Regions from separate parts of the Homo sapiens genome. Here region 1 is linked to region 2. A link is an interaction called in ENCODE POLR2A ChIA-PET data of the cell type or tissue named here. Cell type or tissue: MCF 10A. All regions are shown on one strand. Region 1 holds the start of MIR6741 (microRNA 6741). Region 2 overlaps LOC102723834 (a long non-coding RNA gene).

The links. Peaks named below come from ENCODE experiments on the same cell type or tissue, not always from the same donor. Only the 100,000 strongest peaks of a DNase experiment are listed, where the experiment ranks them.
Region 1: POLR2A ChIA-PET joins it to region 2 with 10 read pairs; 2 of 35 experiments call an interaction of 5 or more read pairs at or near these places.

Annotation. Positions count from the first base shown.
Region 1 is chr1:225,921,457-225,923,956 of GRCh38, reverse strand. It overlaps PYCR2 (pyrroline-5-carboxylate reductase 2), which reads left to right. Exons shown (of 7, transcript NM_013328.4): 2 at 186-256; 3 at 1,574-1,753; 4 at 1,878-2,099; 5 at 2,313-2,405. MIR6741 (microRNA 6741) reads left to right here and starts at 1,815; the gene lies at 1,815-1,877. RefSeq lists a silencer at 1-110. In MCF 10A, no CTCF peak of the experiment used is centred here; a DNase peak (open chromatin) is centred at 1,426.
Region 2 is chr1:225,708,363-225,710,862 of GRCh38, reverse strand. LOC102723834 (a long non-coding RNA gene) reads right to left here. Exons shown (of 4, transcript XR_426933.4): 3 at 295-360. Among named protein-coding and RNA genes, the nearest start is that of ENAH, 56 kb to the right of the region's middle. RefSeq lists an enhancer at 1-589. In MCF 10A, no CTCF peak of the experiment used is centred here; a DNase peak (open chromatin) is centred at 1,482.

The DNA.
Region 1 (2,500 bases), 210 kb before region 2:
GGAGTTTGCGTCCGGTGGGGTAGATGAGACTCTGGTTGAGCAGCAAGTGCGTCTTCTGTCCTCGTAGAGGGTTGAGGGGGAGAGGGAGACTGGCACTGTTAGGACGGCTCTGGGTTTTAGAGCCAGGGAAAGCGTGGTAACGGGCTGGGCCGCGACCCCTAGTTGAAAAGCTCTGTCTTCTGCAGGCATCCTGTCGGCTCACAAGATAATAGCCAGCTCCCCAGAAATGAACCTGCCCACGGTGTCCGCGCTCAGGGTAGGTGGAGCCGGGCGGAGTGGGAAGCGGGTGGAGGCCCAGGAAAAGGATGACCTGAGATGAAGTGAGTCTGGCCGGCCCCTGCGCCCAAGTGCTGGTCTTTGGCCGGCGGTGACCTTTACTCCAGGAACGTGACAATCTTTCCACCTTCTCTTGGGCAGCTCAATGTGGTGGGAACACCCAGGGAGACATAACTGGGGGTCAGATCCAGACACTGGAGTGGTAGAGGATTAACTGAGGTGATTATGTGATGAAAGCACCTGGCACATAGTAGGTACCTAATAAATACTCATTTTTTAAATTTTTTTTCAGACAGGGTCTTACTCTGTCGCCCAAGCTGGAGTGCAGTGGCGCGATCTCAGCTCACTGTAACCTCCGCCTCCCACCTCAGCCTCCCACCTCAGCCTCCCGAGTAGCTGGAATTACAGGCATCCACCACGCGCAGCTAATTTTTGTATTTTTGGTAGAGAATACTGTTGGCCAGGCTGGTCTCGAACTCCTGGCCTCAAGTGATCTGCCCGCCTTGGCCTCCCAAAGTGCTGGGATTACAGGGGTGAGCCACTGCGCTCAGCCATTTTTCTTAATAGACGAGTTGTATGACCTTAAAGTACTCAGCCACTTTGAGGCTATTTCCTCATTTACAACAGTGGCCACTTTGCTGTTATTCTGAGTCGTGAATGAGCATATTGGGAAGAATCTGGTGAGTTAGTTGTTCTGTTCTCCAAAAACATATTCCAAGTCTTCACCCAAAACCTGTGCTCTGTGGGAGAGGATGGCTGATGAGGCAGGTGACAGGCAGTGTCTGTGCCTAGGGTGGGCTGATGTCCCTAGCACTGGAGGGTCCTGCTTCTCAGTTTGGAGTCATAGAGGGATGGATGGCTTCCAGCCTAGCCCTGGACCACATGGAGACTGTGCGGTCCCCACGAACAAGCGGCCAGGGTTAGGATAGGGCCTGACTCAGCTGTGCTTTTAACGACCAGGTATTAGCATTTCCCTTTGCCCTGCCACTTTCACCATAGGGCCTTCTTACCTGGCAGAGGAGTGCCTTAGATACCAGAAGATTGGCAGGGAAGAAGGGCAGCCACTTCCTGGTTACCATGGAGAAGCTTGTCATGCTCCAAGCCTGTGCTTACTTGTCCAGTAGCAACAATGGGAAACTGTATTATTTGGGGTAGGGGTAGAACCCTGAGGGCATAAAGCTAAGAATTCCAGGCTGCATCTGGCAGAATCGGTTTGGCAGGGGTTCAGCTGCTCCCTGGGAGGCCTTGGCATAGCCAGGCTGCTCCAGCACTGTGAGCTGGGAGTCTCCTCTTGCAGAAGATGGGTGTGAACCTGACACGCAGCAACAAGGAGACGGTGAAGCACAGCGACGTCCTGTTTCTGGCTGTGAAGCCACATATCATCCCCTTCATCCTGGATGAGATTGGGGCCGACGTGCAAGCCAGACACATCGTGGTCTCCTGTGCGGCTGGTGTCACCATCAGCTCTGTGGAGAAGGTGCCCATCTCAGCCCTGATGCCCCTTGTGTGAGGGGAGGGTTGACCCACGAATGGCAGCTAATGGGTGGGTGCTGGTGGGAGCCGTGCCCTGGCCACTCATTCGGCTCTCTCCCTCACCCTAGAAGCTGATGGCATTCCAGCCAGCCCCCAAAGTGATTCGCTGCATGACCAACACACCTGTGGTAGTGCAGGAAGGCGCTACAGTGTACGCCACGGGCACCCATGCCCTGGTGGAGGATGGGCAGCTCCTGGAGCAGCTCATGAGCAGCGTGGGCTTCTGCACTGAGGTGGAAGAGGACCTCATCGATGCCGTCACGGGGCTCAGTGGCAGCGGGCCTGCCTATGTGAGGCCCTCATTTGCTCGCTCAGCCTTCTAGGAACCCAGGCAGCAAGATGGGCTGGCAGGCAGGCTTGGACTGGGGGTGGCGCCCACCTCTTGGGCACAGCTGGCTGGTACAGGATGCTGACCCTTGGAGCTAGTTCTAGTCATCAGAAAGCAGACCTAAGGAAAGGCCCTTCAGTGCCTATGGCCTGGGGCTTAGTGAGTGTCTCCACAGGCATTCATGGCTCTGGACGCATTGGCTGATGGTGGGGTGAAGATGGGTTTGCCACGGCGCCTGGCAATCCAACTCGGGGCCCAGGCTTTGCTGGTCAGTATCTTTCCCCCGCATGTTCAGGACCAGGGTGTAGAATGGGGGTTCTTGTGCATCACTGAACTGAGGTGGGAGTTGGTTGGGAAGCTGGG
Region 2 (2,500 bases):
TACCCCCAATACCTGACTTGTAGTAAGGACTTCGTGTATTTATCAAGTGAGTGAGTGAATAAATGAACACCACTAGAAATCTACGAATATAATACAGTCATTATCTAAGGTATAATGATTTTGCTTGTACAGCATTTGGTGTGAAGAATTTGACAGTGAAAATATTTATTTGGCTATTCTGTAAAAGGAATTAGATTTTGATATATCAGCTCTGAAAATCGGGCTGGAAGCTAGCTGTCCTTTAGACAGTTAGGTCCAGCTGTTCTCACAAGTGCGTCATTTAGGAAGACATACCATTCACTGGAAGGATTTGACATATTTCCTGGGTCCAAGAACAAGCTTTGACTTAGGCTCTGTAGTCTGTAAATGTGAGAGAAAATAAAGTATGAGCTGATTTAGATTTATCCATATCCAGTTAAGGGCAGATTCACATTTTGAGGGGCCTGAAGCTTGGACAATTTTGGAGGCCTTCTTTTAAAAAAGCCCTTGTTTCTCTACCACCCCCAAACTTCTAGTGCCAGGAGCCCAGGACAGGCTCATTTTGTGACATCACATCTGACCCTGTACCTTTATGACATGCCAGGTGGGTCTTTACAGTGAGTAAAGGAGTATTCCTGGACGTCACCTATGTACTGATATAGCTATATTGCTATATATTGCTAGCTAGCAATAACTTCATATCTACCTAAGTGACAGCATACCACATACGTCTCCCACATCCCATAAATATGTCCCCAACATCCCATACTAAATGTAGTCCCAATGCAACTTCCTCTTAGCTGGATATCCAGAATGCCCATGGCCTCTCCAATGTCACTGACATCAGCGGAAAGTGGTAGAGGGGAAGTTAGGGTAGAGACAGAGAACTAGTTAAAGTATCTTACCTTTGAAATTTTTATAAAAACAGATTACCATGAGAGCACACAGTAGTCCCCTCCCAGAGCCATGAAAGAGGACAGTGCAATTGAGGGGCTATGAAGCTTAAACTCTGTTTAGTTTCATGATAAATGCACCTCTGCAAACAAACATTTATTGAGCATCCCTTACATGCCAGGCACTGTTTCAGGCACTCAGAATGAAGTGGTGAATAAAATAATCAAAGCCCATGACCTCATGGGGCGCACATCTAGTCTAGTTAAAATAGGTGTGTTTTCCTGGTTTGTGAGGACAGGAACATTGGATGTATTGGCCACCACTGCCTGACTCTCAATAAATATTTGTGGAATGAATAAATGAAAGATGGAATGAATGAAACATTTCAGAACTAAAAAGTATTGTGCTGTTGAGATTTGGTATGTCAATGAAATTCAGCACAAATTACAAAGTTGCTACAAAGCCTATGAAAAATTATAAGGACGATAATGACATGGGTGTTGCACCACAATTTTCTAGGACCCAAGCAGGACTATTGTTCTGACATGTATTAACATTGGCAGGTAACCAGAGATTCCACTTCCTTTCTGGAACTAAATTGGCACTCCAGCTAGTACACCTCTAAGGCAGGTCCTCCCTCAGTTTTGGAAGGTTAAAAACAGGGAGAGACAAGTGAGAACCAGTCCCAGTCCTGTGTCACCGACTCCTCCTTCTTCTGCCCGCTGGCTGCCGGAGCTACTGGAGATGTGGCCCTCAACAGCTGCTCATCTGTCACAGCATTCACTACAGGTGATTGGGTAACCTCTCCCTCCCATTGACCCCTCCGCCACCACCCCCCTACCTCCTACTTCACAGGAGATAGAGGTAATCAGAGGACAATGCCCACAGTCACCAAACCTGCAACATTACTGCACCTGAGTCCATCTTCCCCTTTATTCCTCTGTTAAGGATGGAACGAGCCCCAGCTGCATCATTTATTAGCTCTGTGACATGGAGCAATTGTGAGGGCCTCAGTTAAAGATTGTCCCCCACTTTTTTTTTTTTTTTGAGGCGGAGTCGAGATCGAGGCTGCAGTGAGCCATGATTGCACCACTGCACTCCAGCCTGGGCAACTGAGCAAGACCTTGTCTCAAACAAACAAACAAACAAACAAACAGAGATAATGGAAAAGGTACATGGTGCCTGGCACAAGAAACTTTCTTTAATTATTAATATTGCTGTTACTATTCTTATCATTTCTGTCCAAGGCCAATGCCTTCCATGGTATCTTGCCTTTTCAGAAACTCCACTCTTATCAGTTATTCACTCTCCCTGTTCCTTCAGCCTTTCTTCTATAGCCTCCTACCCATCACCATATAAACAAATACAATTTACTTCAATTTTTAAAGATGGCAGCGTAATTAAGAACTTTCCTTGACCTCACCTGCCCCTCCATCTGTCCTTCTTTCTCAGCTGCAGTCTTTGGAGAGTAGCTCGCATTCACTGTCTCTGTGACGCTGTCTTCCTCCCTTCCTTTCTGCATCCACCCAGCACTCCTCGGAGTCAGTCTTAGCAAGGTTACTAAAACCTCCCTGTGGCTTGATCCAGTGACTGCCTTGAGTCTTTTCTTCCTTGACCTCTCAGTAGC